Linked DNA regions of Homo sapiens: regions 1 and 3 are each linked to region 2. A link is a loop called in an ENCODE intact Hi-C map of the cell type or tissue named here. Cell type or tissue: OCI-LY7. All regions are shown on one strand. Region 1 holds the start of GTF2A2 (general transcription factor IIA subunit 2). Region 2 has its middle 78 kb from the start of GCNT3. Region 3 overlaps GCNT3 (glucosaminyl (N-acetyl) transferase 3, mucin type).

Region 1 (8,000 bases), 120 kb after region 2:
CCACCAATGGCAGCATCCCATCTCAGTGAAAACCACAGAGTCCATGGCTTGGAAGGCCTATGTGATTTGGGCCCCCCAGTGCCTACTTCCCTATCTTCGCCCACTCACCCTCTCACTCTGCTCTGGTCATACTGGTCCCCTGCTGTTCTTTGACAGGGGAAGCATGATCCTGCTTGAGGGCCTTTGTGGTGGCTCTTCTTTTTGCTGACAGTATTCTTTCCAAATACCTGCATAGTTCACTCTCTCATTTGATTCAGATCTCTGGGTCAAGCATTACTCCATCAGAAAGGCCTTCTATAATCAACCTATAAGAAAGAATTACCTTCCTTCTTCCTCACACTGCTTTATTTTCATTCATACCAATAACTGAAGCTAACATATATATGCTTATTCTGTCTCCATCTACTAAAATAGATGACACACTGAAGACAGGGACTTCTGTTCATTTACATATTTACCAACTAGAACAACGTATGTAGTATCTATTAAGTATCTGTTGAGTGAAATACTTGGTAGTATGTTAAAGTGCTAATATATTAGAAATGTATCTGAGTATGACACAAAGTATTACACTTCACTGAGGAAACTGCAGCAATAACTTCCAGACTCACAGCCACATCCAGCTACCTACCAATAGCTATACAGGTTGAACATTCCTTATCTGAAATGCTTGGGACCTGAAGTCTTTTGGATTTTAGAATATCTGCATCGTATATACTTAGTGATTGAGTACCCCAAATTCAAGCTCTGAAATGCTCCAAAGAGCATTTCCTTTCAGTGTCATGTTGGTGCTCAAAGTTTTGGATTTTGGAGCATTTTGAATTTGGGATGCCCAACCTGTACCCATATACTCTCCCTCCCTGTCACTATAGTTGAACTCTATACCTATTTTTATCTAAATCCAATCCTTCTACCTTTGTATCAGGCATTGTCTTCTAATTCACTCAAGGATATTGTTCTGACAATTCAGTTGTTACTTCTCTCCCTCACCATCAAATTTTCCCTCTCTGCGGATCATTTCCATTAGCAAACACATAGGTGGCTACTTCTCCCACCTTAAAAAGTAAAACAAAACAAAAACCCCTCAACCCAAATCCCCTGCCAGCTACATCCTATTTCTCAGTTCCCCTTTGCAGCAAAATCCCTTAGTTTTGTCTGTATTCACTGTCTCCCAATTCCTTTTTTCCTATTTTCTCTTAAGCTAATTTTTGCCTCTAGCACTCTAAGGAAACAGGTTGGTGAAGGTCATCAATGGCAATGCTAAAGCTAATTCTCTAGCCTCACTCAGAATATTGGACACAGCTGATTACTCCCTCCTCTTTCGTACAGGATCTTACCTTGGCTTCTGGGACACTGCCCTTTTCGGATTGTCCTAACTCACAAGTTCATCCTTCTTAATACTGTTTGCTGGTTGATCCCGTTTTCGCTAAACTCTTAATATCACAGGACACAGTCCTTAGGCCTCTGCTGCTTTCCGTCTACACCCATTCCTTACGGATAACATTTATTCTCATGGTTTAAGTACCACTGCTGATGATCCCCAAATTCATATAGCATAGAACTTCTCACTCCTGAATCTAGCTGCCTACTCAACATCTCTATTTGTTATCTTTTGCATCGTGGCTTAAAGAACTCCATACTTCTACGAGCTTGGGCAAAACCTTTGATTTCATCCTCCACTCCCTCTATCTCACTCTCCATATCCAATTCCTAGCAAATACTGTAAGGCCTACCTTCAAAATGCATTCAGAATCCAACCACTTCTCACCATCCCTACGGTTATCACCCTGACCTGGGCCACTCTCGTCATCTGGATTACTGCAAAAATCTCCTAAATGATTTCCCTGCTTCTACACTCACCCCTACACTCTAATCACAACTCACAGCCAGGGTGATCTTCTAAAACTTCAGTTACAACATACCTCTCCTCTATTCAAAATCTCCCATGGCTTCTATCAGCCTTTACAATGATCCGGCTACCATGATCTCTTTGACTTTATCTTCTTGTCCCTCCACCCCCAAAACTCTTGCTCATCCCTCTCCAGATACACTGGCTTCCTTGCTATTCCTCAAACATGACAGGCCTAAAAGCATTTGTATTGGCTTTCCTATCTGCCTGAATGCTCTTCCTGATATTTACTTAGCAAATTTTCTTAATTCCTTCAAGTCTTTGCTCAAATAACACCTACTAAATGAGGCTCAAACTGACCACCGTCATCTTTAAAATACCAGTTCCCACCTCCACTCTGGAACTTTCCCGTACTCCTTTATATTTCTCTTTTTTTTTTTGATGGCACCATCACTTTCTAACACCATTATATATTTTATTTTCTGCATCCTCTAATAGAATGTAAGCTCCATGAGGGCAAAGCTTTTTATTTTGTTCACTTAAGTAAAATAGGCGTCTAGAACAGTACCTGGCACACAATAGGAGCCAAAAAAAAATCTGTTCAGTAAACGAAGGCAAATATCAGTAAGTATAATATGCGTGTGGGAGGGGAGAGGGGGTTAAAAAGGGCAAGAAGTCCCAATAGGTAGATAAAAACTCCACAGAGTAGGAATACAGAATCGTGCATCGTGTCCCATTTGACAAATTTTTGAGTTTATCTAGAAAATAGCCCTGCGTTAAACGTTTGTTAAAAGTGCTGATTTCAATGTTCTTACATTCTTTAAAAATTCCTTGTTAAGTGTTCTAATCTTTTAGATGTGGTATCAGCCACAGAAATTTATTGTTCCCTTCTTGTTTTGCAGTTCAGAAAATTAGAAGTCAAATTCGGAAGTAACTCGTCCTAGCATTTTTTGATTAAACCACCAAGTTTAAAATTCGTTCCTTTTGTCGGAGTTCGCACGAAGAAAGTTGGAAGGCAGACTTCAAACAACAAGCTACAAAGCACAGGAATGAGACATTTAAAAAATGCTCTCCGAAATTCGGCAAAACTCACAGGGCGCTAGTGGATGCTTTAAGACATTCACCTGGCTGAAAATACGGTGGTGGGCTGAAGACCTCCCCTAGGTGGGTTCTGTGGGCGCCCCGTGAACGACGAGCCTCCCGCCACGGGACGCGACCATCACCGCCGCCTCGCCGCCCTTCTCCGGTGCCGGCCGCGGGGCCTTGCCGGCAACGGTCGGTAACGGGCAGATCCCAGGAGCGAAGGGCCCTCAGAGACTACCCCACCAACGCACTCCGACTCCGGGGGGGCGGCAGGGAGCGCGGCCCTGCTTCCCTCCCTAACCCTGCCCTCCCTAACCCACTACCTGTGGGGAAGGCGCTTCCCTCCGCGGAGCGGACAGAAGCCGCCACGAGCCCGGCAGGAGGTTCCTACTTCTCCGACCACCTCTCCAGCCGCCGCAGAAACCGCAGAACTGAGCTGACGACCCGGAAGTGCTCGCGGAACCTGGAAGTGACACCCCGCCCGAGGGACGGGAGGCCCCGCCCAGCCCTGCTCTCGCCCGCCACTCAAGCCTTGTCAGGGAAGGGCGTGGAGAGGGAAGGAGGGGCGTCGGGCTGGAGCTTGAAGCCTTAAAGTGGTGGACAGGCGCTCTGCTCGAGTAATTCACCAGGTTTACTAAATCGTTCCTAAGGGAATTATAATTTTTAGAGACTAATCTTCTCCATTGTTAGATGCACAATTTAAGAAATGTAGGGCATTCATATTTCATGCCGGAAGTGTGTTCAGGGTAACAGTGTTGAAGACCTTGCAGACGAATTCTGAAAAGATTATAGCAGGGGCCGGGCGCGGTGGCGCACGCCTTAATCCCAGCACTTTGGGAGGCTGAGGCGGGTCGATCACCGGAGGTCAGGAGTTCGCGACCAGCATAATATGGTGAAATCCTGTCTCTACTAAATACAAAAAATTAGGCAGGCGTGGTGGCGCATGCCTGTAATTCGAGCTACTTGGGAGGCTGAGACAGGAGAATGGCTTGTACCTGGGAGGCGGAGGTTGCAGTCAGCTGAGATCGCGCCATTGCACTCCAGCCTGGGAAACAAGAGCGAAACTCCGTCTCAAAAAAAAAAAAAAAAAAAAAAATTATAGCAGGGTAAGCAGGGTATCTTCTTTACCCCTCGAAACAGGGCTGCAGGCAAAGTTTTTAGTTTGTGACCAGTTCATGAAGAACTTTAATTTGGGAGAAGTTATATTTAAAATTTGCATCTAATATGCAAGATAAATACTTCACTATAAATTTCAAGTTTGCAAAATCACAAATTGTTTTAGGTGTCAGGGTGCATGGTACACTAACTGGCTTAAACCCAGCAGTCATGTGTAGAGCAGTTTATCCTACAAAATAGCTGAATAGTGATTAAAGAGTATGTGCAAAACAACAACAACAAAACCACAAAAAACACCAAGTGGTATCAGCTGGAACCTCTGAGCAGGTCTATGAACTAAACAAGTTCTTCTTATTTAAGCCATGTTTTCGGCCAGGGGCGGTGGCTCATGCCTGTAATCCCAGCACTTTGGGAGGCCGAGGTGAGCGAATCACCTGAGGTCAGGAATTCGAGACCAGCCTCAACGTGGAGAAACCCCGTCTCTACTAAAATACAAAAAAAATTTCGCTGGGCGTGTTGGTGCATGCCTGTAATCCCAGCTACTCGGGAGGCGGAGGCAGGAGAATTGCTTGAACCTGGGAGGCGGAGGTTGCGGTGAGCCAAGATGGCGCCATTGCACTCCAGCCTGGGCAACAAGAGCGAAACTGTCTCAAAAAAAAAAAAAAAAAAAAAAAGCCATGTTTTCATTTTAAGCCACTCATGGTTTCATCCTTGGATTCCCCATTAATTAAAAAAAAATCTCAACTATGAAACACAAAGTTTCATTATTGTTTTGATGTTAAAATAAAGCAGGCTGAACTCTCTAATCCCCAAAGAATAGAAGCACTTAGACTATAGAAAGGGAAACAAGTGTAAAGGTCTGAAATTATTTAAGAGGTTTATAGGATAATTCAAAGCAAAAATTTAGTAGCATAATGAAAGAAAAATGTGATAAAAAGACAAAGACGAACGTTCCAATTAATTTATTTAAATTCATTAATGTTGCAAAAAATATGATGTGCAACAAATCAAGACACAAGTTATATTCCTAACAGGTCAAAGAAAATATTACATCTCCTTAGTAAATCATGACCAACTCTGGTATTTCTTACAGGGACCACATTAATATCTTGCACACACAGACATCAGAACTGAATTTCTGACAGTACTCGGCTGGGCAACATCATCTTAAGAGTAGGAAAATATCACAGTACATTAATTTTGTCTAAATGACAGCAATGAACCTGTGGTAACAAAAGTATTTTTGGAATAGATATCAAAGTGTGTTAATGTCTTAACAAACTCTGAATTGTGTTCTGTGTGAATAGTGCTCCAAGGGCTGTGCAAGTCAGTGGCCCTGAACATCATCAATATTTACTAGCTAGGTTTACACAAATAAACAAGCAACTGTTAAACGGACATTAAACTTTACAAAGTCCACATACAAAAAGTGCAGTGTAGAAGCTGATGAATGTTATTTTCCAAGTTCCTCCTTAGCCAAACTGCATAAAAATTTCAAAATGCAAATATTTTAACTTCTTGTTAAACATGATTCTAAGACATCCTACAAGCCTAGTATCATTAATTTGAAAGCACGAAATGATTTTCATTTGGTGCTTACGTGCTTTATGTGAATTTTTCATAGCATTTTACTTAGTTCTCAAAACATAAATAGGTCTATTATAAATAGTTGCAACATACTGTTATATTCAAATTTTAGTGTCACTCCTTACTGTTAAACATGCCAGACTACTTTATTTTCAATTATCCTTTAGAACTTCAAAGGAAAGTTACATAACTGGGTCTCACCATTGATCTGATTCTAAGTTCATTCAGAATTTCAAGAAGGGCAGAGGGGGATGCTTGCCAGGTAATTCTTTTGTATTAGCTTAGAACATTTGAGTAGATAATACCCCACTTCCCTCACCAGTTGGCCTTCCCATTCAAGTCTAAGTTCTTGACTCTTTCTCGCAGCAACTCAAACTACACAATTCCTATGACCTATAACAAGACCAGACCTATTTTAACAGCAAAATAGGTCTAACTTGTGAGTACATACATTAATGCCTCTTTTTACTCTATCCCTCTCAGATTTGTGGTCCATTTCTCAAATGTCCATATAGGATTGGAGAAAAAACAGGCATGAAAACAAAATAGAATGGTGTAGCAATCTCTATTTTCAGCCTATCTCCTACTCCCATTTGCTTGAGCAAGTTTAACACTTCTCCACATATAACATGGAAAAAGGAAGGATGAACCTACCGTAACATCTCTACCAATCTCATCAGGAAACTGGCCTGTTCTATCTGATATGTCCTAATGCTAATTTATCACTTGAAGAAATATAAAAAGCCACTTCTGTATAAAACACATGTCCAAATTCCCTGAGCATTCACATAAACAGCCAAATAGAAATGTTATATAGTCTTTTTAAAAGGCCTCTATCAAAAAGCAGATCTCTTACCTTTTTAAATTCTGGAATTACGGTTAAAAAAATTCTAGCTACAGATATATGCTTGCCAATCAGCATATTTCAGTATTCAGTGCACTTACTAGTGATGTCCATTTTGGAAGACTAAATCAATGTTCAGCAACAGTGAAATATGAAAAAACAAAAAAACCAACCAAAAACCCTCAATCCTAAACTTTTAAGTGCTGTAACTGCTAACCTTCTCTGCTCGAACTTGCTTCTGTATGAAGAGACAAAGAAAGAGAAAATATGAATTCTTATCATGGGTATGTATTATCAACTTTTCCCCCTTCAATCCACAGTCTTTATTCACATACCTTGCGTATAGCCTGCAGGTTTTCCTGCTGCATACAAGAAATGTTACCATCAGCAGTCACATATGGTACTTCCCTTAAAAGGACACACATGGCCGGGCGTGGTGGCTCAAGCCTGTAATCCAAGCATTTGGGAGGCTGAGACAGGCAGATCATGAGGTCAGGAGTTCGAGACCAGCCTAGCATGGCGAAACCCCGTCTCTACTAAAAATACAAAAATTAGCCGGGCATTGTGGCGTGTGCCTGTAATCCCAGCTACTCAGGAGGCTGAGGCAGGAGAAATGCTTGAACCCGGGAGGCAGAGGTTGCAGTGAGCCAGGATTGCGCCACTGCACTCCAGAATGGGTGACAGAGTGAGTCTCTGTCTCCAAAAAAAAAAAAAAAAAAAGAGAGGGCACACATACAGTGGCATCTTAGGTAACAACTATGTCTTTATCTCTTTATAAAGGTTTGCTTTCTCTTACTTCCTACTTTTATCACTTTCCAATGCCTCTGCTAGACCCTACTTAGAATCATATTTCTTCATATCTCCCTCTGAGTTAAAGATTGTTAAGCTTAAATTGTGGGGTGAATAGAACGTCTTCCCTTGGTGCTTGCTTAGGAGTATGATCAAGCAGAACACAGAATCAAATTATTTCACATGAAAAACTTCTGACTAAAAAAGGGGCACTTAGAGCCTAGTGACAGAAGCATCAAATTAAGCCAGTTAAATTAGATCCATGATCCCAACAGAAAGATAAAAGTACAATCACATATACTTTCACCTTGGTCAGTAATGGGAAATTAAAATGGAATAATATGGGAAATGTTAACTTAGCTATAGATTAGAAACAACAGACTTAATAAATGCTCTTCCTCTAACCTACTATTATGATCTTAAATCTTATAAAACATTTATTGTGGGTACATCTCTATACCAGATTCCATTAAGGTGCAGGTTAAAGCAGGTATCCCTTTAGTTTACTGATTCACAGCACCTCATTTTCATTATATCCCAGGTGTTATCACTGTTGTCTCTGAATTTTAATGTTTAACAGAATAGTCTTCTACTTTTAAAAAAAATTCAGAAAAACATCACTTTTGCAACATGTATCTACAGTTAGGAGCAATGACTGCAAAATCAAAAATCAAAATAATGCAAAAAAGAGTTGAAGTTATTCTTCATATTTTTTAAACTGAAGAACCAAGT
Region 2 (8,000 bases):
ACGGAGTCTCACTCTGTCACCCAGGCTGGAGTGCAGTAGTGCAATCTCGGCTCACTGTAGTCTCCACCTCCCAGGTTTCAGCCATTCTCCTGTCTCACCCTCCCCAATAGCCGGGACTACAGGCATGAGCCACCACTCCTAGCTAATTTTTGCATTTTTAGCAGAGAGGGAGTTTTGCCATGTTGGCCAGGCTGGTCTGGAACTCCTGACCTCAAGTGATCTGCCTGCCTTAGCCTCTCAAAGTGCTGGGAATGCGGGTGTAAGCTACTGTGCCCGGCCAAAGATATATTTTTAAGCAAAAATTGTTTAAAGCTGATTTTAATGTTTAAAATGTACCTACATCTTGGCCTGGTGCTGTGGCTGACACCTGTAATCCCAGCACTTTGGGAGGCTAAGGCAAGCAGATCACTTGAACTCAGGAGTTCAATACCAGCCTGTGCAACAAGGTGAGATTTAGTCTTAGCTACTCTGGGGACTCAGGTGGGAGGCTCACTGAGCCCAGGAGGTCGAGGCTGCAGTAAGCTGAGACTACCCCAATGCACTCCAGCGTGGGTGGCAAAGTGAGACCTAGTTTCAAAAAATAAATAAATAAAAATAAAAGTTTACCTACATCTTATTAAATATGGTTTGTTTTTGGGTTTTTTTTGTTGTTGTTGCTTTTTGTTTGCTTGTTTGTTTGTTTTTTGAGATGGAGTCTTGCTCTGTTGCCAGGCTGGAGTGCAGTGGTGTGATCTCGGCTCACTGCAATCTCTGACTCCCTGGTTCAAGCTATTCTCCTGCCTCAGCCTCCTGAGTAGCTGGGATTACAGGCATGTGCCAGTACGCCCAGATAATTTTTGTATTTTTAGTAGAGACAGGGTTTCACTATGTTGGCTAGGATGATCTTGATCTCCTGATCTTGTGATTTGCCAGCCTCGGCCTCCCAAAGTGCTGGGATTACAGGCGTAAGCCACCACGCCTGGCCATCTTATTATTATTATTTTGAGACTGAGTCTCTCTCTGTCACCTAGGCTGGAGTGCAGTGGCGCGACCTCGGCTCTCTGCAACCTCCGCCTCCCGGGTTCAAGCGATTCTCCTGCCTCAGCCTCCTGAGTAGCTGGGATTACAGGTGAGTGCCACCATGCCCGGCTAATTTTTGTATTTTTAGTAGAGACAGGGTTTCACCATGTTGGTCAGGTTGGTCTCAAACTCCTGACCTCGTGATCCCCCCACCTCGGCCTCCCAAAGTGCTGGGATTACAGGCGTGAGCCACCACACCTGGCCATCTTATTAAATATTTTTTATAAAAATAAGCCTATTTATGATTCAGGCATTCAATGTCCATCTAGTTGCCAATGTGTTGTCCTTTCAGCCACGTGGCTAATAGGGGCTTCCTGCTCTTATAATCTCTGGATGACTCATTATCTCCTGGTTGGCTTCTCAGTTTCCATAATGTGGGTGACCAATTCCCTTTATTAAATTATCTGTGTTTGGAATACCTAGGGAGGATTCTGTTTTCTTGAATGGACCCTAACTGACGTAATGCTTAAGGAGAGTAATTTGCTTCTGTAGCTATCACACTGTTTCTCCATAGCACCTATCTGCTTTTCCTTTGGTGCTGTGTGGCTCTCGTGTTCTAATAAACCAATACCCTCTAGGGCTAGCTAAGGCTTTTTGAGTACCCGACATTGTGCTAGGTGCTCATCCCTGTGTCCGCGAACAAGTCCTGGACAGAGCAGACCCTTGTCCTTGCCACAGGCACCTGCTGGTCCATCACTTCCTCTGGCCTCACCCAGGAACCCTCTGGCCTAGAGTTTACCTGTCTAGCAGCTGCTGTGCTGCTGCCCAAACCATGTTGGGCGGGACCAAATGCCGGGTGTCTTTAGTAAGTCTTCACCTTCCCTCTTCCTCCTACAAGGTTCTCAGCTACCTCCAGCCTACCTGGGCATTTTTACCAGTTTGTCCACTGCAGAGTTTCACCTCAAGAGGAAGAAAAGGGAGAACACGTTTGTCAACGTTCCTTTCTCCTCCCCACACTCCACTTGTGTGAAAAAGAGAACCGGCTTTCTATTTCTGCTTCCTCTCTAGGGTGGCCTTCTCGCTGTCATTTCTTCCTTTCTAGGGGGATGAGGGAGCCTTAAGTCCCTTAATGGTAGCAGGAGTATTCCTTCTGCATCATGGAAGTGAGTTTGTCATCTGACTTAGGCTTAGAGTTAGTGACTCTGACACAGTTCTAGGAGCCAAAGGAACTTAGAAAATTCTTTCATGACAAAGCCTGGCTTTTAAGACTATCGTCTTTCTGTGCTTTCCAGGTATCTATTCTGAATTTCAAAACTGAATATGGACTGCGTCCTCTTTGAGTTCCTGTTGTAACAGTCCTAGTTCCCTCTTGGGCAAATGGATGCCTCTGCAGAAGACGGGGCAAGTCAGGGGGAGGACAAGGAAATGCAAGGGACACCAGCAAATTAGTAAATTTCAAAACTATTGTTTCCATTAACTACACATGGGTGTCTTCTCCCTAAACTGTGATCTACTTGAAGGCAGGATTACATTTTCCCCAATATTTAAAAAAATATCTATGAGAAGTCAGGTGCTAATCGTGAAAGCACTTGCAGGTTAACTAAGGTCTCAGGTGTCCTTATGTTGTCTCATATTATGACAGCTCTTTATAGTGCGTCCCACACCCATTAGATCACTTAACGATAGTTCCAGATGGGTTAAAGTCTCTGATTAATGAGAAATAGAGGCCGGGTGTGGTGGCTTATGCCTGTAATCCCAGCACTTTGGAAGGGCAGATCAGTTGAGTTCAGGAGTTCACGACCACCCTGGCCAACATGGTGAAACCCCGTCTCTACTAAAAATACAAAAATTAGCTGGGTGTGGCAGAGGGCGCTGGTAATCCCAGCTACTTGGCAGGCTGAGGCAGGAAAATTGTTTGAACCTGGGAGGTGGAGGTTGCCGTGAGCCAGGATCGTGCCACTGCACTCCAGCCTGGGTGACAGAGTGAGACCCTATTTCAAAAAAAAGGAGAAATAGAATAAATTGATAAATCGATTAATGCGCTGTTATTAACTGATCTTTGTAAAACGTCTATGTTTGGGGGTAAAACACTAAAAAAAAGGCAGGGGGACAGGGTGTAGTGGCTCACGCCTGTAATCCCAGCACTTTGGGAGGGTGAGGTGGGAGGAGGATTGCTTGAGGGAGGAGACCAGCCTGGGAAACATAGTGAGACCCTGTCTCTAAAAAAAGAAAGAAAGAAAAAAATCTCTGAGAAAGAAAAAGAAACAAAAGAAAGGTAAAAATATGGGGGACCACTGAATTAATCATTTATTGAGAATGTCTCCACGCAAAGTGCTCTCATGCACATTTTTTCTTCCACATGTCGTTTCTGGGCAACGTGAAAGATAAATTTTGTTACAGACCTCTTTTAAACAGGTGTTTTGAAAGCTAGAGGGTCTAGATATGCCTGACTTCATAAAATTCAGGAAGCAGAAATCATTTCAGTTTCACCTCATTTCAGCTTTTTCTAAAACTAATGCAGAACTGTAGTCTATCCCTAGGTGGCGCATTAAGCTAAATTTTTGAGAACCTGCTGCCCCGCACCGACCCCTGCCAACCTCCCATGTCTTAAATAATGATGACCTGATACATGTACGGGACTTTGTAATTGATAAACCACTTTACCTCCCTTATAATAACCCTGTGTTACCATTACTATTCTCATCCTCCGATGAAGAAACTGAAGTTATGAATTTTAATTGAATATGTGAATAAGCGTAAATATTTTGCTTAATATTTATGTGTCAGACACTTTCCTACCCACTGGGTAGGAAATTACTATTTCTTAGCAGCCATCTTAGACCTTAGGGAAACAAAAAGAAATTAAAGAAAAAAGAGAAATTACAGCTTCCATTTTACAAATAGAAAAATGAAATATCAAGAAAGTTTGGTCAAGGTCACATAGCCAGTGAAGCAAGGCTGAATACCCAGCTCCTTTGGCTCCAGGTCTGGTGAGTTTCCTAGCACAGCCTTACTCTAGTCCTAAAATTTCTGGGAAGGAAGTCCTGTGTCAAACCTTTGCTTTCTTTGCATACTCTCTTAGGTCTGCATTTCATTGACCTTTAGAGCTGCAAAGAAGAAAGACAGACAGTAAGAAGGGAATGGGAGTTAACATTATTGCATTCGTGTGTAAAGTCATTCATTTCAGGTCGGGCCCAATGGCTCACATCTGTAATCCCAGAACTTTAGGAGGCAGATGCGGGCGGATCACTTGAGGTCAGGAATTCAAGATAGGCCTGGCCAACATGGTGAAGCCCCATCTCTACTAAAAATACAAAAATTAGCTGGACACGGTGATGTGCACCTGTAATCCCAGCTACTCAGAAGGCTAAGGCAGAAGAATCACTTGAATCCAGGAGGCAGAGGTTGCAGTGAGCTGAGATTGGGCCACTGCACTCCAGCCTGGGCGACAGAGCAAGACTCTGTCTCAAAACAAAAAAACAAACAAAAAAAAGTCTTTCATTTCAACCTGAAAATCCCTCCTCTCTTTCATCATCCCTCCTGCCATGTTTCTAAGGTGTCTCTGTGACACCTTTTTCTAGTAGATCCCCACTGCCCATTGTAATTTTAGGTAGCTTGGCCCTTTGGATCAAGCCTCCTCATTATTTTCAGATTTTCCTCATTGAAAATGCTTGGTTGTGGTAAGCAGTTTCCCTCTTTACAATGTGAGTTCCCCGACTCTGGGCCCTTAATCCCTCTCAGAATATAAACTGTATTCTAATATCTAGAAAGAAACCAATAGTTAATAGGAAATTAATATGTATTGTTGAATAAATATTATTACTGAAAATGTATTAAAACATAGAGGTAGGTGGTATTGTTTCTATTTGAGGATGTTCTCTCTTTCTTTCTTTCTTTTCTGTCTTTTTTTTTTGAGACAGAATTTCATTCTTGTTGCCCAGGCTGAAGTGAATGGCATGATCTTGGTTCACTGCAACCTCTACCTCCTGGATTCAAGCGATTCTCCTGCCTCAGCCTCCCTAGTAGCTCGGATTACAGGCATGCGCCACCATGCCTGGCTAGTTTTGTATTTTTAGTAGAGATGGGGGTTTCACCATGTTGGTCAGGCTGGTCTCGAACTCCTGACCTCAGGTGATCTGCCTGCCTTGGCTTCCCAAAACGCTGGGATTACAGGCATAAACTACAGCAACTGGCTGACGGTGTTGTTTCTACTTGAAACATCAGTGAATCCGCAAATGGTATGAAACTATATGGAATGCTAGTTTTCATACGCGTCCATGTGAAGAGACCACCAAACAGGCTTTGTGTGAGCAACATGGCTGTTTATTTCACCTGGGTGCAGGCGGGCTGAGTCCGAAAAGAGAGTCAGCGAAGGGAGATAGGGGTGGGGCCATTTTATAGGATTTGGGAAGGTAATGGAAAATTACAGTCAAAGGGAGTTGTTCTCTGGCGGGCAGGGGTGGATCTCACAAAGTACATTCTCAAGGGTGGGGAGAATTACAAAGAACCTTCTTAAGGGTGGGGGAGACTACAAAGTACCTTCTTAAGGGTGGGGGAGATTACAAAGTACATTGATCAGTTAGGGTGGGGCAGGAACAAATCACAACGGTGGAATGTCATCAGTTAAGGCTGTTTTTACTTCTTTTGTGGATCTTCAGTTACTTTAGGCCATCTGGATGTATACGTGCAAGTCACAAGGGATGCGATGGCTTGGCTTGGGCTCAGAGGCCTGACACTAGTTATTATAAAATGTACTTTCAGCAGTCTTCTGGGACTTGACTACCTTGTGGATTGTACTAGAAATGTCAGGTATGGTGACTGCTCTGCCCACCACTCTAAATGAAACTGTCCCCCCACAGTCTCTGTTGCCCAGGTGTCCTATGTCCCTCGTCACAGCTGAATGGACCAAGGCAGATGTGCTATCAAGGACAGCCAATCACAAGTGAGCAGTAATCTCTGATATGCTTTGGTGCAAAAAGCTGAGTTGAGTCAACAGTTATTTAAATTTGTGTGCAGTCACTTCCGTTTGCTGGGGAATGGCGTGGTGAGGGAAGATTGATATAAGTTACCTCATATCTGGGTTACATGGATATATATCCTACAGTTGCTTAAAATACATTTCAGGATTCTTTGGTTTGCAGCATGTGTTTTGGAAAGGACAGGGAGAGGAAATTTAAGAGGTGGAGTGAAATCCAGGGACCCTTCACCTGCCACAAAAAGTGACGGGGCTTTCTGGTGTCAAGCAGGTGACAGGCTGTGCAGGGCTTTGCCCCTGAGGGTTCGACAGACAAAAGCAAGGCAGCTGTCACATAGGGGAAGGAACACAAGGCAAAGGGTTTGAGTCTTCACTCTGCCGATTATGAGATGTCTGCCATTGGACAAAAATGTGTGTGTGTGTGTGTGTGTGTGTGTGTGTGTGTGTTAATTTGTGGAGATGGGGTCTCACTATGTTGTCTAGGCTGGTGTCAAACTCCTGGCCTCAGTCAAGTGATCTTCCTGCTTCAGGCTCCCAAAGCATTGGTATTACAGGTGTGAGCCACTGCACCTGGCCAAAAATATAAGTTTTCAAAGAGTCATCTAAATATCTGTGTCAATTAGCAATAAATTGATAATACTAGGTTGGCACAATAGTAATGGCAAAAACTGCAACTACTTTTGCAGCAAGCTAATAATACCTCTAGGTGTCTGTTTTATATGTTTTATTATGCAGAATAATTCTTAAGGAGCTTCTTCCAAATGTAGGTTTTGTTTAGAATCTACCCCATGAAGATTCTGCTTCAGTGGTTGTGGACATTCACCTAGACCTGGGGTGAGTCTGACTCAGGTCGTCCTTGGACCACATCTTGAAAAATTCCGCTCTGGATGAAGAAACTAGAAACAGGAGACAAACTCCATTCCAATTGATGAGCTTCTTTCTGGCTGCTCAACTAGACCATGGCCACCCTGCAGGATGCTAGAAAGTCTGCAGATTTGGGAGTCCCAGTCGCTTAAAGGAGCAAACACCAGCCTGGGTCTTCTCCAAGATGGCAGGATCATCCCGCTTTAAGGCAAGAACCGAGCAGCATCTTCTCACCTGCTCATTCTTAGGTGTGACAGCGTGAACCTAGGAAGGAGGAAGCCAGTCAAGCAGGAGCGATGTTGAGTATTTCTTGAGAAAGGAGACATGGTTTCTTCTACATGGATGTGTTCTTGAGGCTAGTTTGGGGGCTAAGCTGGCAAATGTGAGGAAGAGACTCAGATGGCTGAAAGAGCAGCTGCTTAAAGTGCAAAGTGGCTGGTTGAACCAGCCCCTGGGCAGATGCTGATTAGAGAGAGCCCCGTAATGAAAGTGGGATTAGGGGCCAGGCGCGGTGACTCATACCTGAAATCCCAGCACTTTGGGAGGCTGAGACAGGTGGGTCACGAGGTCGGGGTTCAAGACCAGCTTGGTCCAAGATGCTGAAACCCCATCCCTACTAAAACTACAAAAATTAGCCTCATGTGGTGGTACATGCCTGTAATCCCAGCTACTCAGGAGGCTGAGGCAGGATAATCACTTGAACCCAGGAGGCAGAGGTTGCACTGAGCCCAGATCACACCACTGCACTCCAGCCTGGGTGACAGAGCAAGATTCTGTCTCAAAAAAAAAAGAAAGAAAGAAAGAAAGAAAGAAGGAGGGATTAGGTTAGAGCTATGAAGAGAAGACTCCACTCTTTGTGTGTGTGTGTGTGTGTGTGTGTGTGTGTATGTGGGTTTTTTAAATTTAATTTTATTTTTTGAGACAGAGTCTCCCTCTGTCACCCAGGCTGGAGTGCAGTGGCATGAACATGGCTTTGCTCACTGCTGCCTTGACCTCTTGGGCTCAAAAGATCCTCCCACCTCAGCCTCCCAAGTAGCTGGACTCACAAGCGTGTGCCACCTCGCCCAACTAATTTTTAATTTTTTTTGTAGACACAGGGTCTATGTTGCCCAGGCTGGTCTCTAACTCCTGGGCTCAAGCAATCCTCCCACCTTGGCCTCCC
Region 3 (8,000 bases), 90 kb after region 2:
GTGGCTTCCCGAGATTTCGTCCAACATGTTTTGAAGAACCCTAAATCCCAACAACTGATTGAATGGGTAAAAGACACTTATAGCCCAGATGAACACCTCTGGGCCACCCTTCAGCGTGCACGGTGGATGCCTGGCTCTGTTCCCAACCACCCCAAGTACGACATCTCAGACATGACTTCTATTGCCAGGCTGGTCAAGTGGCAGGGTCATGAGGGAGACATCGATAAGGGTGCTCCTTATGCTCCCTGCTCTGGAATCCACCAGCGGGCTATCTGCGTTTATGGGGCTGGGGACTTGAATTGGATGCTTCAAAACCATCACCTGTTGGCCAACAAGTTTGACCCAAAGGTAGATGATAATGCTCTTCAGTGCTTAGAAGAATACCTACGTTATAAGGCCATCTATGGGACTGAACTTTGAGACACACTATGAGAGCGTTGCTACCTGTGGGGCAAGAGCATGTACAAACATGCTCAGAACTTGCTGGGACAGTGTGGGTGGGAGACCAGGGCTTTGCAATTCGTGGCATCCTTTAGGATAAGAGGGCTGCTATTAGAGTGTGGGTAAGTAGATCTTTTGCCTTGCAAATTGCTGCCTGGGTGAATGCTGCTTGTTCTCTCACCCCTAACCCTAGTAGTTCCTCCACTAACTTTCTCACTAAGTGAGAATGAGAACTGCTGTGATAGGGAGAGTGAAGGAGGGATATGTGGTAGAGCACTTGATTTCAGTTGAATGCCTGCTGGTAGCTTTTCCATTCTGTGGAGCTGCCGTTCCTAATAATTCCAGGTTTGGTAGCGTGGAGGAGAACTTTGATGGAAAGAGAACCTTCCCTTCTGTACTGTTAACTTAAAAATAAATAGCTCCTGATTCAAAGTATTACCTCTACTTTTTGCCTAGTATGCCAGAAATAATATAAATATAAACAGATAAAGTGTGTGAGACTTTTTCTCATAACTATTCATGACATTTAAAATCCCTAGGGGCTGGCAAGAGAGTTCTCATTATTCTGAAATGGTCCTGACAAGCTGCATGAATAGCAATTTTTTTTTTGAGACAGAGTCTTGCTCTGTCACCCAGGCTGGACTGCAGTAGTGCAATCTCAGTTCACTGCAACCTCCGCCTCCCAGGTTCAAGCGATACTCCCACCTCAGCCTCCTGAGTAGCTGGGACTACAGGCATGCAGCACCATGTCTGGCTAATTTTTGTATTTTTAGTAGAGGCCGGGTTTCACCATATTCGCCAGGCTGGTCTTGAACTCCTGACCTTGTGATCTGCCCGCCTCGGCCTTCCGAAATGCTGGGATTACAGGTGGGAACTACTGCGCCTGGCCTACAAATAGCAAATTCTAACGAAGACAGGGGAACAGGGATGGTTCTTCCATTGTTAAAAGCCATCCTCATTTTGTTTATATTGCCAGGTTTGTGATTTTTCTGTAAAGGAAAAGGCAGGGTGATTTAACCAGTTTGACCACCTTTCCTGTACTCTTACAGGAAAATCGCAGCACTAATTCTAATTTTGTCCACTTTACAGCCAAAGCTTAGCTAATGTTCCATAAAGGAGATAATAGCCAATCAGGTAAGGTAATGTGTAATTCATTATTCAAAGTGGAACATGTTTTTGTAGGGGGAGAGTCTGCACTATTAATAATTGTATTGAGAAATAAAAATAAACTAGGACTATTCAGTTAAACCAGGATGTCTTATTATTCCATGTTTAGGCCTCTTGAGTCAAAACTCTTTTTTTTTTTTTTTTTTTTTTTTTTTTTGGAGACAGGTTCTCACTCTGTTGCCCAGGCTGGAGTGCAGTGGCATGATCTTGGCTCACTGAAGCCTCTGCCTCCCAGGTTCAAGTGATTCTCCCCCCAAACCTTGCAAGTAGCTGGGATTACAGATGTGAGCCACCATGCCCAGCTGATTTTTGTGTATTTTTAGTAAAGATGGGGTTTCACCATGTTGGCCAGGTTGGTCTCAAACTCCTGGCCTCAAGTGATCCACCTGCCCCAGCCTCCCAAAGTGCTGGGATTACAGGTGTGAGCCACCATGCCTGGTCCCCTCTTGAGTCAAAACTCTTATTTCAGAATGCGAATGGAAGGATCGCTATTAGTGATTCTGCAGATTACACATTTCCTTGCGGGGAGACAATAAGGTATGTGTAAATACATATATGTGTGTGTATGTATACACACATACAGCACGCTACCTCCCAAGTGTTACCTAGTGAAACAGTTTCCTTTCCGAAGCTCCAGAGATGGTTGTTGGCTAAGTTATACTCTTCTGTGATGGGCAAGGGATACTATAAAAACATAGGCAGTGCCCTTTGAATATAGTACAGCTCATCTTCTGCATACGATATGCCCTGGAAAGGTGATTTATATGCAAGTTAATTGGTGTAATCTGAAGGATGCTCCCATTAATACGTCATGATGTCATTAATATGTTTCTTCCTTTCTGATTTTTGTTTTTTTTTTTTTTTTTGAGACAGAGTCTCACTCTGTCACCCAGGTTGGAGTGCAACGAATGGCGCAATCTTGGCTCATTACAACCTCCGCCTCCTGGGTCCAAGCGATTCTCCTGCCTCAGCCTCCTGAGTAACTGGGATTACAGGTGTGTGCCACCTTGCCTGGCTAATTTTTTTGTATTTTTTTAGTAGAAACAGGGTTTCACCATGTTGGTCAGGCTGGTCTGAACTCCTGACCTCAAGTGATCCACTTGCCTTGGCTTCCCAAAGTGCTGGGATTACAGGCGTGAGCTACCGCACCCAGCCCTTTCTGAGTGTTGTCATTCAATTCATCAAGTTTTCTGTCATGATCAACTTTCTCTATGCAAACCCTGTAACTCTGACAGTTATCACTGTGTCTGACACAGTGAATTTTTTATTTATAAGGTAGTTACTTTTGGCCAGGTGTGGTGGCTGACGCCTGTAATCCCAGCACTTTGGGAGGCCAAGGTAGGCAGATCACTTGAGGTCAGGAGTTCAAGATCAGCCTGGCCAACATGGTGAATCCCCATCTCTACTAAAAATATAAAAATTAGCCAGACATGGTGGTGGGTACCTGTAATCCCAGCTACTTGGGAGGCTGAGGCAGGAGAATCGCTTGAACATGGGAGGCAGAGGTTGCAGTGAGCTGAGATCGTACCACTGCACTCCAGCCTGGGCGATAGAGCCAGACTGAGTCTCAAAAAAAAAAAAAAAGTTACCTTTTTTTGGTAAGGTTGTACTTCTTAGATAATGGTCATTGTCACTACCAACTTGCCTGCATTGTAATAGAGTCCTATTCACTTTGCTCCCAACCCCACTACGGAGATGACTGATGACTAGTTGTATACACAGTGGGTGTGCCCTGAGAGGTCTGTTGCCAGCAGTGGTGATCGATCACGGCCTCCCCCTGCTGGCTGATGTGATGGTCCTTGGTCCTCCTCTGAAGGAGGTAGAAGGGGCACACGGCCACCGTGGGAAGTAGGCAGAAAAGCCTCCCTGGGTGCAGATTCTCTGAGAAAAGAACTTTGGCCTCATAGTTAACTTACTCCAAAAGCTTTCATGTGAAATAATTTATAATTTTTTATATAAATAAAAAGATTAAAATGTGAACTTGTCATTTTTTTGGGGATAAGTTACTGAAATTTTTCAACCATTGAAATTTTCTCTAGAAATATATTCAGGTGCGTAGGAAGTGCTGTTTATTTAATAACACAGGGTCTTCATATCAGAGGGGTCGAATTTAGCCCTCATTTGTTTAGTGTATTATAGAAATCATACACCAACACATCTGCTGATTTTTCTCTTCCCTCTGAGTCATATCTGTGTCTTTAACCGTTCTCTGGTAAGGAAAAATCTCACAAATTAATTGAACAACTGTGTTTGTATTACCTCTCAGGGTTTGGATTTCCTCCTTATTTTTTATCTGTGGGCTATTGGTAAGCATTGTTTTAATAACTGCATTTTTGTTGTACACTCTGCTCATTGTAGTTTTTGTCTTTCTCTTGGTTGAGTGGAAAAAATGTTTTTTTTTTTTTTTTTGGAAACGGGGGACTCACTCTGTTGCCCGGGCTGGAGTGCAGTGCTGCAGTGATGGCTCACCACAGCCTCGACCTCCTGGGCTCAAGCAATCCTTCCACCTCGGCCACCTGAGTAGCTGGAACTGCAGGCGTGCTCAGGGAGTCTGAGGCTGCAGTGAACTATGATCATTGTGCCACTGCATTCCAGCTTCAGTGACAGAGTGAGACCCTGTCTCAAAAAGCAAAAACAAAAAACCCACAAAAGCGTTGACAGGGAATCCCTCAATAAAAAGGTGATGTTCAAGTAAAGGTCTGAAAGAAGGCCAGGCACAGTGGCTCATACCTGTAATGCCAGCACTTTGGGAGGCCGAGGCGGGAGGATTGCCTGAACCCAGGTCAACCTCCTGGGCTCTAGCGATCCTCCTGCCTCAGCCTCCTGAGTAGCTGGGACTACAGGCATATGCTACCATGCCCAGCTTGAAAATTTCTCAAGAAAGAAGGAGAAGGCCGTTGATAACCTTGCTTGGGAACATATGACATACATCAGTTGAGGAGGTCAAATACTTTGATTAAAACTGGAAAAAACATTGGGGCTAGGTGTGGTGGTTCACACCTGTAATCCCAGCACTTCAGGAGGCTGAGGTGGGAGGATTACTTGAGCTCAGAAATTTGAGGATGCAGTGAGCCATGATCGTGCTACTGCACTGCAAACTGGCATGAGAGCAAGATTCTGACTCTTAAAAAAAAAAAAAAAAAAGAATAATTAAATACCCTGCCTGCTTGTCTGCTTTAAGTACCTTACTTGAGCCAAAGATCAGTTTTTCTATTTTTTTAAGATTCTTCTTACTTTTTAAAGATGAGATCTCACTACGTTGCCTAGCCTGGTTTTGAACTCATGGGCTCAAGCAATCCTCTTTCCTCAGCCTCCTGAGTAGCTGGGATTACAGGCAGGTGCCACTGCACCTGTCCCCAAGAATCTGATCTTACTGCTTCCATTTAGTCTTTTTTTTGAGACAAGTTTTGCTCTTCTTGCCCAGGCTGGAGTGCAGTGGCATGGTCTTGGCTCACTGCAACCTCCACCTCTGGGGTTCAAGTGATTCTCCTGTCTCAGTCTCCCAAGTAGCTGGGGTTACAGGTGCCCGCCACCATGCCCAGCTAATTTTTGTATTTTTAGTATAGACAGGGTTTCTCCATCTTGGCCAGGCTGGTCTCGAACTCCTGACCTCAGGCCATCCACCCCCTTGGCTTCCTAAAGTGCTGGGATTACAGGTGTGAGCCACCACACTGGGCCCATTTAATTTTTTATTACAAAGATGAATAAGATATGGTTTCTGCCTCTATGAAGCTTGAATGTACTGGCAATCAATGAGATAACGTCTTCATCCCACAACTATTGTGCTCTTACTGTTTACCAGGAATTGTTCTTGGCACTGGGGATACATCAGTCAAAACACAGACAAAAATTCCAACACTTGTGTTGTTTGCATACTAGTGGGAAACAGACTGTAAATTATTATAAGGAAACAAATGATAGAGATCAAAGGAAGTGATGGAGAACTTGGGAGGATGGAGTAGAAAGGGAAGATATTTAAAATTTTAAATAGGGTGGCCTGGGCTGGGTGTGGAGGCTCACATCTGTAATCCCAGCACTTTGGAAGGCTGAGGCAGGAGGAAAGCTTGAGCCTGTGGAGTTAGAGGCTGTAGTGAACTATAATCATTGTGCCACTGCATTCCAGCTTCAGCGACAGGGTGAGACCTTGTCTCAAAACAAAAAAACAAAACAAAAACACACAAAACCAAAACCAAAACACACACACACACACACACCCACACACCCACCCATGGGTGGACAGGAAATCCCTCGATGAAAAGGTGATGTTCAAGTAATGATCTGAAGGAAGGTCAGGCATGGTGGCTGACGCCTGTAATCCCAGCACTTCAGGAAGCCAAGGAGGAAAGATTGCTTGAGCCCAGGTGTTCGAGACCAGCCTAGGCAACATGGCAAAACGCTGTCTCTACAAAAAATAGAAATATTAGCCAGGTGTGGTGCACACCTGTAATTCCAGCTACTTGGTAGACTGAGGCAGGAGGATTACTTGGGCTCAGGAGTCGAGGATGCAGTGAGCAATGATTGTACCACTCAGTATACTTCAGCCTGGGTGACACAGCAAGACCCCATCTCAAGGAAAAATAAAAACATCTGAGGAGACGAGGAAATGATCCATGAGGATTAAGGGGGAAGATCACATTCTAGAGGAAAGACTTGCAAGGCCCTGAAGCAGGAACCCACCTGTCATGTTTCAGGAACAGCGAGGAAGCTATTGTAAGTGGATTAAAGGAGGAGAAGAAGAGGAGTTAAGAGGGGCATACAGAGGAGGCCAGTAGAGGCTTTTTTAAGCTATTGTATGGAGTTTGTCTTCTCCTTTGAGTGAAATAGGCCATTGTAGGGGTTTCTGAGCAGAGAACTCACATTTTAATAGGATGACTCTAGCCTGCTGCATTGAGAACAGACTGGCTTGGGGGCGAGGGTAGAGCAGGGAGGCCAGTTAGGAGACTATAGCAATAATCCAGGCACTATGCAATAGTGGCTTGAACCAAAGCCGTAGTAGTAGAAGTGGTGAAAGTGGCCAGATTCTGGAATTTTTTTTTTTTTTTGTACAGGCTAGAGTGCAGTGGCATGATCTCAGCTCACCACAGCCTCGACCTCCTGGGCTCAAGTGATCCTCCTGCCTCAGCCCCCCAAGTGGCTCGGACTACAGGTGCATGCCACCATGTCCAGCTAACTTTGGTATGTTTTGTAAAGATGGGGTTTCACCATGTTGCCCAGGCTGGCCTTGAACTCCTGAGATAGGAGGCGATCCCCCCATCTCAGCCTCCTAAAGTGCCGGGATTACAGACGTGAGCCATCGCATCCAGCCTGGAAGTATTTTGAAGGTTCAGTGTGAGGATTTGCTGACAGATTGAGTTGGAGAGAAATAGAGGAGTAAATAACTCCAAGGGTTTTATCTTGTTAGAAGGATGGTGTTGCCACTAACTAAGATGGGAAGCCTGTGGAAGACTGGTTTTTCAGGGAAGGTCAGGACTTTGTGAACATATAAAACTGCAGATGGCTATTAGATATCCAAGTAGAGATGCTGAAGAGATGAATGTATATAGAAGTCTGAATTTGGGAGAGAGATCTGGATTGGAGATACTTACCTGGTGTTTAACAGCTTACAGATTGTGTAAAGTCATGAAACGGATAAGAACCTTAAAAGAGAGAAAAGGGAATAGAGGTTACCAAATGAATTGCAGTTTCCAAATTGCAGAGGGCAGAGAGACAAGGAGAAACCAGCAAAAGAGAGTAGGAAAGAAGCAACTAGAGTGGTAGAAGGAAAACAGGGTGAGTGTGATGTTCTGGAAGCAAACAGGAAAAAGTGTTTCAGGAAAGAGAGAGCTGATGATTGCATCAAAAGCTGCTGAGACTTGCATATGATGAGGATGAAGAAGTGACTATTGGATTTAACAACATGTAGGTAAGTAAGCTTGATAAGATCGGTTTTTGTGAAGTGCGGAGGTGAGCACTTGATTGGAGGTGGTTCAGGGAGAACAAAAGTGGATTCAGCAAGTATAGAAAATCTTTTGAGGAGTTTTACTTTAAGCCAAAAGAAGCAGAAAAAAAGTAAAGTAACTGGTTAAGAGAAGGTTATCTTGAAAATGTATAAAGTGGTAACCTGTTGGTATATTGATGGGAAAGATCTAGTCAAGAGGAAAAGATGTAGGAATGAGTTGGGAGGCTTGCCAGAATGATGACATCTTTGGAAAGAAAAGAGAGATGATTATTTAAGGGCCCAAGAAGAAAGGCTTGTCTTTCATGGAAGTATGAACAGTTCACCTACAGTAACAGGAGTGAAGGCAGCGTGGATGGACTCAGCTGTAGTAGATGGGTGGATGTTGTGGGATCTGTGGGGTTCTCTCATTGTGTCGCCTAGACTGGAGTACAGTGGCACGATCATGGCTCACTGC

The links. Peaks named below come from ENCODE experiments on the same cell type or tissue, not always from the same donor. Only the 100,000 strongest peaks of a DNase experiment are listed, where the experiment ranks them.
Region 1: a loop joins it to region 2, with 2.8 times the contacts of the local background. A loop is called at or near these places in 10 of 110 quality-filtered maps.
Region 3: it touches region 2 in a loop (8-fold over the local background); 39 of 110 quality-filtered maps call a loop at or near these places.

The regions. Positions count from the first base shown.
Region 1 is chr15:59,654,151-59,662,150 of GRCh38, forward strand. GTF2A2 (general transcription factor IIA subunit 2) reads right to left here and starts at 3,365. Exons shown (of 5, transcript NM_004492.3): 1 at 3,256-3,365. BNIP2 (BCL2 interacting protein 2) reads right to left here. Exons shown (of 10, transcript NM_004330.4): 10 at 4,996-8,000. RefSeq lists an enhancer at 3,172-3,401. In OCI-LY7, no CTCF peak of the experiment used is centred here; a DNase peak (open chromatin) is centred at 3,391; H3K4me3 peaks cover 2,281 bases; H3K27ac peaks cover 1,681 bases.
Region 2 is chr15:59,529,426-59,537,425 of GRCh38, forward strand. No RefSeq gene overlaps it. Among named protein-coding and RNA genes, the nearest start is that of GCNT3, 78 kb to the right of the region's middle. RefSeq lists an enhancer at 5,062-6,261 and a silencer at 7,263-7,382. In OCI-LY7, a CTCF peak has its summit at 3,539; DNase peaks (open chromatin) are centred at 3,536, 5,936 and 6,296; H3K27ac peaks cover 1,716 bases.
Region 3 is chr15:59,619,136-59,627,135 of GRCh38, forward strand. GCNT3 (glucosaminyl (N-acetyl) transferase 3, mucin type) reads left to right here. Exons shown (of 3, transcript NM_004751.3): 3 at 1-3,588. The coding sequence ends at 420. Among named protein-coding and RNA genes, the nearest start is that of GCNT3, 11 kb to the left of the region's middle. In OCI-LY7, CTCF peaks have their summits at 3,385 (motif pointing left) and 3,588; a DNase peak (open chromatin) is centred at 3,386.